Linked DNA regions of Homo sapiens: region 2 is linked to region 1. The links are chromatin loops, found by intact Hi-C in ENCODE. Cell type or tissue: GM12878. All regions are shown on one strand. Links, peaks and the distances in the headings refer to the core of each region. The heading gives the core; the rest is flanking DNA.

The links. Peaks named below come from ENCODE experiments on the same cell type or tissue, not always from the same donor. Only the 100,000 strongest peaks of a DNase experiment are listed, where the experiment ranks them.
Region 2: it touches region 1 in a loop (2.0-fold over the local background); 5 of 110 quality-filtered maps call a loop at or near these places.

Annotation. Positions count from the first base shown.
Region 1 is chr5:159,322,714-159,328,507 of GRCh38, reverse strand. IL12B (interleukin 12B) reads left to right here. Exons shown (of 8, transcript NM_002187.3): 2 at 1,726-1,813; 3 at 5,179-5,454. The coding sequence starts at 1,726. Among named protein-coding and RNA genes, the nearest start is that of IL12B, 4.9 kb to the left of the region's middle. In GM12878, for the core only: no CTCF peak of the experiment used is centred there; no DNase peak of the experiment used is centred there.
Region 2 is chr5:159,761,519-159,767,367 of GRCh38, reverse strand. No RefSeq gene overlaps it. Among named protein-coding and RNA genes, the nearest start is that of LINC01847, 110 kb to the left of the region's middle. In GM12878, for the core only: no CTCF peak of the experiment used is centred there; no DNase peak of the experiment used is centred there.

The DNA.
Region 1 (5,794 bases), core at 795-5,794:
GCCTTCTATAATATGTTATCTCATTGCCTTTCCCAACAAGCCTTTGAGATAAGTATTAGGTCCATTTTATAGACAAAGAGACTGAGGCTCAGCGAGTAACTTGGCCAACAAGTTGCTCCCACTGCTCAACAGCAAATGAGCGGTGGGACCAAAATTCAAGCCTGTGTCTGTTTAACTTCAAGCCTGTGAATGTACTAACCGGTGCCCTGTGCCAGCTAGTACTTTGCTACAGTCATAACCTAGACTGAAGTGATAGCCATGCCCCTAAAACTCCATGCTGTGGTGACAGCACTGAGCAGTGTCCAAGAAGGCTTGACTTCTAGGCCTGTCTCTGCCACTCACAAACTTTATAAGGGAATAAAGTACATAGCAAGGTCCGCCTAGAGTTAGTAGCAGTTCTGACAAAGCTGTAATTTGTCAATATTCCGTCACCCAACCCAGGAATGCTCATTTTTAAGGTATTTGACTGAAACAGTTGAGCATTGCCCTTCATATAGTTTAAAACAGTGGTTTCAGAACCACTTTCCTCCAGACCATGGGTGCTCTGCAAGGTGAATGGAGTTGTTTCAGAATGTTTCAATAATCATCCCTACCTCATTCGTAAGTGGCATGTAATTTTTGCAATCGGAAGATTTTCATAAACCCTGGATACTAACCTAGACTGGTTTCTATATCAGATGGTGGCTTATTTAACATAAAATTATGCATTTTACTATTTCATGGTGGATATATCAATATGTTGTGGTCTTTTCCCAATGAACACTTTGATTTTCAGGGGTTCTGGACCCTGAACATGGGTTAAACCAGTGGTTCTCAAGGTGTGGTCTTAGCGCCAGCAGCATCTGCTTCCCCTGGAAACTTTCTAGAAATGCATATTCTCAGGCCCTCATGCCTGCTGAATCAGACACTCTGGGGGTGGGACTCAGCCGTCTGTTGTAGCAGTGCTTCCAGGTTATCCTGACAGTCACTCAAATTTTAGAACCACTAGGTTCTCTATATGGGAGAGAGTAGTCTTTGAACTTGGAAAACAAGAGAAGCTAAACCCCTACAGCAAGGGCTGGTGACCAGGTCGTTGCCAGAACCTGAAAGTTCGCCTCTGTATTACCGTTCCTGTCCCTAACCCAAGTCCTTCAGTTCTGGGTGCTCCAGCACACACTGCTTTGTGCTGCAGTGATACAAATGTATGGCTCATCTCCCCAGCTGGCGGGGAGGCATTTAACACACTGACTTAATAAATATTTATTGAGTAAAAGTATTTGCTCCTAGGAAGCGGGATCCAGGTAAGCCCTTTTTTTCTCTCTCAACTGCTTCTAGCCCAGTGCTCTTTATGTAGTAAGCACTAAATAAACAACTGCTAGATGTTGATCCAGAAAGTCACATTCCTTCTCTAAGCTTTAAGTTTCTCATCTTAAAAATAAGAGGATTGTATCAGATGGCTTGCCTTAGGTCTCTTTCAGCTCCAGAGCCCCAAATACCCTATGGTTCTCTATTTAGAGATGTTCTTCCCCACAGACTGCCATAGAACTCCTGTAATTTACTTAGTATTTGCTTGACAGTATGGAGAAGAAAGGGGAGAATCAAGATTTTATTTAAAAAAAAAGTAGCTAGAATGTGTATATGGTTCACAAAGGTAACAAGAATTATTGACATTCTTTCTTCTCTTTTTTCTTCCTCTTCCTTCTCTTTTCCTCCTTCTCTTCCCCCTGCTTCTCTCCCTTCTTATAGATGTGTCACCAGCAGTTGGTCATCTCTTGGTTTTCCCTGGTTTTTCTGGCATCTCCCCTCGTGGCCATATGGGAACTGAAGAAAGATGGTAACCAGCCTCTCATTATTCTCTGTGGAGGCCCCACTTCTAAGCCAGGACTCTTGGGCAGCCACTGGTGGGAAATCAAACTGAAATGGGCAACCATGCACTGGGTCCTCTAGAGAAAGCCATCACTCTGGGAAAATGCAATGCCATATCTCTCTTTTCTACTTTGATGGTATCTATATTGTTTGGTTTTCACATTGGATGACATTGGTACACTATGGTGGGGAAAGACATATGATATATGATATGGTGGGGAAAGACATATGACATATGATATTTTCCAATATTACTAAAAACTGTTTCACACAATTAAAATTCCAAAGTAGAGGATTTGCAAAGTATAACAACTGTGTTCGTTTCTCATTCCACCACATGATACTGCCCCCTCAGTTGGCACTGTGATGACTTACCTCTGACCAAGCACTTTGGAGGAAGCATAGGATTCAGACTCACATTGACTTGGGTTCAAGTCCTAGGTCTGTCAATGACTGGTTATGTGACTTTAAGCTGGGTCACCTCTAATCCTGAATTTCCTCAACTGTAAACTGGATGTTACAAAGTGGATGCCTACCACGTGGGTTATTTAGTGGGTTAATGAATGCAGAATACAACTCGACAGATAGTAAAGTGAAAGTAAATGTCAGCTAGTATTACTATTTTGGTTGTTTAAAATATCTTTCATGATTCAAGAGATACTTTTTATTATCCCAATGATCAGTAAAAATTATTAGTAGACTAATAGAATAGTTAATGGTAAAATAAGGAGTTCTGCCCATCCTTCTAGTATCTCACACTCAGTAAATGTGCATTCTGACCGTTGGCTGTACCTGAAAGACCCTCAGATTTTTATCACTGAAGCCAACATCATAATGTTGGCGATTACTATCTTTAATTGTATAATAATAATAGTTAATGTTTATTGAGTGCACTGTCTCACTTAATTCTCACAAGAGCCATATGAAGTAGAGACTGTCTGTATCCCATTTTACAGATGTTGGAAACTGAGGCCAGAGAGATTAAGTAACTTGCCCAATGTCACATACCTGGTAAGGGTGGAACAGGGACTTGATCCCAATTCTGTCTTGCTTCAAAGCTGGTGCACTTAAATTTGTGAAAACGTTTTTACAAGGACATGAAGTAATTTTTTCCCAGGTCTTTGGAGAGCTGAATAAGAGGAAATGGACATAAATTAAGGATGAAAATATTTCAGCTGATGATCAGAAATAATCTTTTGATATTCTAGAAAGTACCATCTTGAAATGGGTACCTGAAAGAAATCTGGGACCACTCCTCTCTTCTCAAGAATTTTAGGAAGACAGAATCCAGCCACCCCTTCTCCATGAGAATTTGAGAGATTTAGACACTCTCTTAAGTAAAGGCAAAGGCCTGAGCCAGGGGTATATGGCAGATCCCTTCCAACCCTGGGATTGTTAGCGAGCTCAGGAACCTTGGTCCTGGCATATTTGACCCCTTAGTGACTTCTGATTTGGTAAACCACAGAAATTCCAGAAAATCAGTGTGAGAAACTCTCCGAGGTGTGACTTAGGAGGGCAGACGATGCAGTGAGGCTAAGTGCCAGGTTCTTGATGCTCCTCTTCAGCTTTCCTCCTGCAGCTGTTTTCCCTGCTGTTGAGCAAACATCTTCTAGGGCTTCCGAGCCTCAGTTGGGACAGGAAAGTAACCATGCTCTTCAGGTGTCAGGGGGACAAAAAAAAAACCAAGAAAAAGCCAAAAGTGCCACATGGTTTTACATCAGCACAGCTAATCATTTCCCCAGAGTTGGACCCCAAATGCTTTTGACCTCTTATTTTTGTTATCCATTCAGTCCTTATAATCCAATTGATGTAAAGTGAAAACTTTATATTCTACAATGCTTTACATCCAGAGGCCAATAACGAGAACCACCATTTATAAAGCATGTAAGGGCACTGTGTATGAGCTTATATAATCCACATATCCACCTTCTAAAGCAAGGGCTAATATTTTTCTCATTTTAAAGATGATGACACTGAGGCTTACAGTAGTTGAATGTCTTGCCAAAGGCCACAAGACTGGAGCAAGGGCTAGAGCTGCTTCTAAATCCAGGCCTCTGCCACTCCAAAATGCAGGCTCTCAACCACTGTGACTCATAAACTTGAGCAGGCATCAGCACCATCTGGAGAGCTTAAGAACCATATAACTAAATCCATCCCAAGGTTTCTGATTCAGCAGCTGAGAATTTGCATTTCTGATCTATTCCAAGGTGATGCTGCTGATGGTGTTTCATCGATCATGCTTTGGGAACTACTACATTAAACAATTCTATTCAATTAATAATTTATGCATGGATTAAAAAAATGAATGAAGCTTTGCTATGACACACTCTGAAATACTATACTAAGCCATTCCTCAAAGGCCAGTTTAGACACTAGCATTAGGCATCCCTTGCAAAGCCCAAGAGACAAAAGGTCTGAGCTGTAGCCCTTGTACTTCTGACTTGCTGTGACCATGCTTAGATCGTTGGCCTCAGTACGCTTCTTCATTAAATGGGAAGACTAAGCTCTACTGGACTGCTTCATAAGAGTGTAAGATAGCTAAAAATAATAATAATAATAATAATAATGCAGAGAGAATGAAAATCTCCACTGGTGATTTAAAACAGAGGGAACGAAATCCTTAAATATCCATGGAAAATTGTTAAGAGAGTTTCTCTGTACAGTTGGCTGACTCCTCAGTCTATAAGTAACGATAACTAACACCGAATTTACTGTGTGGCAGACACTGTGCTAAGTACTTTACGTGCTTTTTTTTTTTTTCATTTAATCCTCAGTCAAATGTAAGGCAGATACTGTTATTATTATCATTTTACAGATGAGGAAACTGAGGCTCATGATAATGAAATACCTTGTTCCAAATCCCCCAGCTGGTTAGTGGAGACAGGATGACAGTCTTGGTTCGTTGTTCTCGACACCCTGAGCTTTTAACCACTATGTTACTCTGCTGAATATTGTGCCCTGCCGTATTCTCTATGAAACTGAAATTGTGCTGGAAGTTTCTCTCCCCCAGACCTTTGGCAAAGAGTCTTGTGCTGTTTGCAGTTTTTGGTATATTAAGGTGTTTCCAATCTGCTAAATAATCAAAGGTTACTATTAAAGGCAGCCTTCCAGTCAATGAGTCGATGGCAGCTATAAAACTCTTTGTTTCTCTTTTCCATGACCTTGAGCCCAAGCAGGGTCTCATGCCTTGAGATCATCTCAGCAAGCATTTGCCAAATACTTGTTGTAAACAAGGTTGTGTTTAGGCAATGGGGATGCCCGAAGGGTTAATAAAACACAGTCCCAGAGTTCCTGGAGCTTACAGCCTGGTTCTCCACTTTATGTGCATTCCAGTTTATGTCGTAGAATTGGATTGGTATCCGGATGCCCCTGGAGAAATGGTGGTCCTCACCTGTGACACCCCTGAAGAAGATGGTATCACCTGGACCTTGGACCAGAGCAGTGAGGTCTTAGGCTCTGGCAAAACCCTGACCATCCAAGTCAAAGAGTTTGGAGATGCTGGCCAGTACACCTGTCACAAAGGAGGCGAGGTTCTAAGCCATTCGCTCCTGCTGCTTCACAAAAAGGAAGATGGAATTTGGTCCACTGATATTTTAAAGGACCAGAAAGGTAATTCTATACCCTTGGATAGTATCAATTTTCTCTTTCGCTCATAAGAGTTAAAAACAACAACAACAACAAATTGAAAAGCCAAGTCATGGTGAGTGTAATGAATTAACATCAAGTCTCTTATTGATGTTAATTGATGTTAACCTCCATTTTCCTTTGCTTTCCTGGACCCTTTGGGTTATCAACCATCAAAATCTCATATTAAGGGAGTTTCATGATCAGTCTGAATGCTTAGCCTCATGTTTTCTTTAAATAATGGTGATATTATTTAATGGCTAATGGAAATTAACCGATAGTGTATCACTCTGCACTGGGGTGATAGCCTTCAAAAAATGAATGC
Region 2 (5,849 bases), core at 370-5,369, 440 kb before region 1:
CAGCAGAGTGATAGACATGCTCTGTCTGGGAGAGAGCATATCGACTGGATGATAACATCAAATTTCCCAAAAAGATGATGTGAAGTGAAAGGGGAAGACAGCCTAGAAAAGGTTCAATCAGGAATAACCTCTGAAGAAAAATGAGGAGGAAAAATGCAAGGAAATCTCACCCTGGGAAGTCCAAGAGTAGAGTGTTAAGAAGGAGGCCCTCCCTGTCAACTACCACAGAGCCATTGAATAAGGTGGCTCCGTGTGCCTGTTGGATTGGACTACCAAGCGTATAATCTCGGTGAGAGCAATTTCAGAGGTCAACCAGGAGTGGAACCAGCCTATATTGCAGGGGCAAGAGTGGGAGGTGAGGAAGTGGAGACATAAGGGAAGACAACTCAGACTGTTGGCTTTGATGGGGAGCAAGAGATAAGACAGTAGCTGGAAAAGGATAAGGGATCAAGGGAGGGCTTATTTTTAAGATGAGGGCTTATTTTAAGATGGTGGGAGAGATGAAGAAGTTTATTTCTGTGAAGGAGCCAGCCAGAGAGTTGAGCGCAACTGAAGATGGACAGAGGAAGAGTTTACAGATAAGGTCAGATACCTGAGCAGTATGTACCAAAATGAAGTGCAAGTGGCAAGATTAGTCTTAAATTCTTAGATTAGAGGAGGGTGATCCTTCAACAAGGCCTGAAGGAAAGGAGGCAAAGATGGGTGAGGGATGTTACAGTGTGCAAATAGGACAGAGGTGGGGGACAGTTTTCCATGTGCTGGTTAAAATGCTCAGACATTTTAGGACAATTCCTTTCTGACTTGCTGTAGTAAATTGCTACTAATTTTCACTACTTCGATTAAGAAAATAGAATGTAGAAGGAATAAAGGTACCCGTCAGAGCATCATCGTAGAAACAAGAGTCTCAGCTGAAAAAATTTTTTTCTCTTAGGAATCATAACAACATAAAATATAGGAATTGCCATACTGGGACAGACACAAGTCCACACAGGCTCATAGTCTGCTGCCAACAGAGGTCCCACGGGATGGGCACCCAGAGGGCACAGTCATGCTGTACCCTTCCTTGATCTCAGTTAGTAGACAGAGAAACCATTTCCCCCATGACGTCAACCATAAAGGTTAGGTATATCCCAGCACCCATTTATGGCTCTGTCATGCATAAATATACTCAAACTCTCTGACTGCTTGTGCTATCCCCCTTGGGGTTCTGTGTTTCATTAGTTTATTTTCAACCGTGTGATACAAAATTTTAAAAACTCTATTTCCAGCTTATTTTGAGGTTTGAAGACTGATCATCTATCCCAGTAGGCATCAAACTTAATAATGCAAATGAAATACATCTAGCACATGATAAAACCCGACACATCATAAATGATTCATAAGGGATAGTGATGACACTGATGATGACGATGATGATAATGATGATGTTTTAATCCTCAGTAATCCTGCTTGCTCTAAGGCAGACTTGTTCAACTGGAGGCCTGCGCATTGCATGTGGCCCAGGACAGCTTTGAATGAGGCTAAACACTAATTTGTAAACTTTCTTAAAACATTATGAGATTTTTTTGTGATTTTGTTTTTCATCAGCTATTGTTAGTGTTAGTGTATTTTATCCATGGCCCAAGACAATTCTTCTTCTTTCAATATGGCCCAGGGAAGCCAAAAGATTAGACACCCCTGCCTAAGTCCTTGGCCAATTACTCGAAATCACATTATCTTTCCCATTTTACAGAAGGGCAAACTAAGGAGGGCCCATCAAAGTTATATGGCTTGATAAAAGGAATCAGAGAAGAAAAAAATGGAAGGTCAGAGAGCAGTTCACCGAAAAGTTAAAGCTTACAGTACGAGCTAGAAGCTTAAAGAGTGGCTTTGAGACATGCTGCCCTTACTCCCTGTAACCCACCTACCCAGTCCGGCCCTGGGGCTGCATTTGCTGATCAGCTGCCTTTGCCACAGTGGAGATCTAAACCCAACTCCGAAAGCTCTGGGGCCAACTAGCCTGACACGAATCCTTCAAGTCTAGTGTGCGAAAGGATCCATTTTATTTATTCTACCCTCATGATGGAAATAGCCCAAAACACGCCCTTGTGCTTATTAAGCTACTTCCCAGCCAAAGCCAGCCAGAGAATGTTAATTATCTCATCCTTTTTCCCATTCCACGATGAATTACTGATGTCCAGAGCATGCTATCTTTAATTGTGAGGTATTCCAGAATAAGCAGGTTATCGAAAATATGCAAAGGAGGAGAGTTTTGGTTCAGCCCTGGGAGGCTGATGTGGGAAAATTTATCCTTATTTATTTACATGGTAATGGGATGAGATTTTGCCAGCTTGCTAATAGGTTCTTAAAGAGAAACAGGCTTCCTGTGGCCTAATTAGAACGATTGGTTGCCCTGCTGCCACATAAAACACCAAACCAAGAAGGCCATGGTTTCCTCTTTCTAGATTCTTCTTCTCTTTGGGGGACCATCTGCATTATTTGCATGGGGGAGGCAGGATAGTAGAGTGGATGCAGCTTTCTCTGGTTTCAAGATAGCTACTCTCAATAGCTATTTGGCCTGAGATGGTGCATTTAATCTCCCCTAAGCCTCAGTTTTCCTATCAATCAAATGGGGATGGTTATGCTTTTCCCCTAAACCAACTTAGCAAGTTTGTTTAGAGGACAAGATTAAAACGTTGGTTTTAAAAGTGCAATGATCGGATTTTGTATCTCTGAAGAGCACACGTGATTTTCCGGAAAGCAAAAGACAGGTCGTAATCATATTTAAAAATAAACCTTAGCATTTTCTAAGTGCTTGGCCAATTACTCCAAATAACATTCATTCCAGAGGCTGCTGGGGGGTGGTGGTGAGTCACGTGATGAATGTATTAGATTGTGGAGCAGCCAGAGACAGCCTGCAGCATCTCATTCCAAAACCAGGCAGGAAACAGGCTGGGCCACAGATAACCCCAAATCTCTCTTGCAACAGCCATTGGTTTCCTTTTCTTACTGATGCCCAGAAACCTCTCTGAGGTCTTCCTACTTTGTCTTTACCCTTTTGGTCTTCTCAGTTACTCAATACATGTTTATTGTGTGCCTCCTATGTGCCAGGCACTGGGCTGGGTGCTGGGTAGAGACACAGTCTGGGGCGGGAGAATTTGTGGGGGAAGAAAAACGAATACACAAATAAACATGTAATTACAAAGGAAAGTAGAACTGGAGGCCCTGAGAAGGTACAGCAAGGCACAGCTAAATTATATGAGAGGGTCAGGAAAGGCCATTAAATTTGAACCAAGGCCCGAAAGCTGTACCCATCAGATCAAGAGTAGGAGAAGGGCACTCCAGCTAAAGGGAACAGCACGAGGGAAGACAAGGAGGACCTGGGGGTGTTGGAGGAATGAAAATAGTAGGGCGAGGTGTGAGTGTGCATGCATGTGTATGCACACGTGCACACACACACAAGAATGAATCATGAAGAGAGGGGAGGGTGGGGTCAGGTGAAGTAGCAGGGGCCAGGGAGGCCTGGGTTTAGACCCTGGCTCTGCTACCTGTTATCTGTGTGCTCTCGGGTAAGCCACATGGCCTCGCAGAGCTTCAGTCCCCTTGTAAAGGGAAATGAATGACGGGTAGCTTGTGAGTCAACCAGAGGCTCACCGTTCACTACAATAGCTTACGAGGCCTCTCTGATCTGACCCGTGTTAGCTCTTTGACTTTCTCTCCCTCCCCTCCTTAGCTCCAGCCAGCTGACCTCATGCACATGGGACATGTTCTACTTGGAGGCCTTTGCACTCGCGGTTCCTCTGCTGTCAGTGCTCTTCACCTGCAAGTCTCACTCCCTCACTACCCTCAGGTCTTCACTCAGATATCATGTTCTCAGCGAGTTCTTTCCTGACCACTTTGTTTCATTCTATTCCAAACATTCATCCCTGCTCTCTGCTTTATTTTTCTCCATTGCACTTAGCGTCGTTCAGCACACTCTGTATTTTACTTATTTTGTGCATTGCCTGCTCTCCCCATGAGAGGCTCTATGAAGCCATGGAGCATTTTGTTAACTGCAGTGTCCCTAGCATCTAAGGAGAGCATCTGGAATATAATAGGTACTTAATAAATAATGTTAAAAGTTTGCAAAACTTTCGATAAGCTAAGTAGAACAGTACTTCCCATGGAGTAAGTGTTGCATTCCTTTTAGCTGCTTTTTCTTCCAGCTCAGAAAGTTCTGTCCCATTTGAGCCCCCTGAAGGCTGAGCTCCTCTGTTCCCTTGGAATAATTCCCAGCTTTGTTAGCTCTGTGCCCTTCCCAACAATTCCTTTCTTCAAGGTCTTGTGCAAGTTCCATCTCCTCCACGTTTTTTTCTTTCTGACTTCCTTCTGTGGGCCTAAAAGATCTCTCCCTTTTCTGATCACTTCTAACACATTCAATCTTTAACTCTCATATGATTATTCTTTTTCTTTTTTTTTTTCTTTGAGACAGAGTCTCGCTCTGTCGCCCAGGCTGGAGTGCAGTGGCGTGATCTCGGCTCACTGCAACCTCTGCCTCCCATGTTCAATCGATACTTGTGTCTCAGCCTCTGGAGTAGCTGTACTACAGGTGCGTGCCACCACACCTGGCTAATTGTTTTTGTATTTTTAGTAGAGACGGGGTTTTGCCATGTTGGCCAGGTTGGTCTTGAACTTCTGACCTCAGGTGATCCGCTTGTCTTAGCCTTCCAAACTGCTGGCATTATAGGTGTGAGCCACCATGCCCAGCCCTATGATTTTTATTATTGACTCTTTGTGACAACCCCTGCCCTGTCTTTTAACCTTTTTGTCTTCTAACTAAGACTTTGAATCATAGATTCTTAGGATTTTGGACTGAGGAAGGGTCTTAGCAATATTTTCTTCACTTTTATATAGTTGAGGACTTTCTATAAGCTTCTTGAGGCATAGGTTTTTAATGTTCAATTTCTTTAAATTTCCTTATTACTTTATTCAAAAAATATTTATTGAATGCTATTATGTGCCAAGTCACGGATTAGGGACTACGATATGATAGTGAACCTGACATAGTTAGAACTTTTAAATTTTAACATCTTAAATTCTGACATGTTGGTGCTTTGCAATAGTAGATGATGAATAAATTTGTGCCAAAGGAGTGAATGCATGGACATTCATAACTGATTTGAAGTTGATTGTGGTAAATTGGCTTAAAAACAATGAAGTTGCCTTTATAAATACATGATTTCGGTCTTTCTTGGAAGGGTAGTAAATACTATTCCATGAAGAGTGGGGATGAGAAGAGGTGTGGAGAATATTTCTGAGTGAAGTGGGGAGGTCGGATTAAGATTCAGGCCCAGAATTAACCTCCCTGTGGGAGACCCATCAAAGTGTGGAAGAAGAGCGAGGGTAGGTTGAGTGGTGGTTACTATTGGATTAGAGGCAAATCAGCTCTTGATGTCAGTAGGCTGGATAAGGGAGGCTACACCCTGGCATCTAAGATCTCCTGGGAAGACTGAGACCCACCAGGCAGGTTCTGACCTTTCACTGGGAACCCCTTCTCTAGAGGACAGAATTGTCTTACTGTCTTGCATGGGAAATAGTTTTATGTTTGGTGATAGCTCACACTGTCAAATTCATCTATTTCGCTTCCAGTGCGCTCCCTTAGGGGGATATTGTACTGCCAAGTGGCCCTGTCTACGTGCCAGGCTCTAGTGGCTTCCAGAACCTGGGGTTCTGATTTCCAATGATGCTGCACTCCATCACTCAGCCTGAGTGCATTTTTTTTTTTTTTTTGACAGAGTCTCGCTCTGTTGCCTAGGCTGGAGAGTAATGGCGTGATCTCTGCTCACTGCAACCTCTGCCTCCCGGGTTCAAGTGATTCTCCTGCCTCAGCT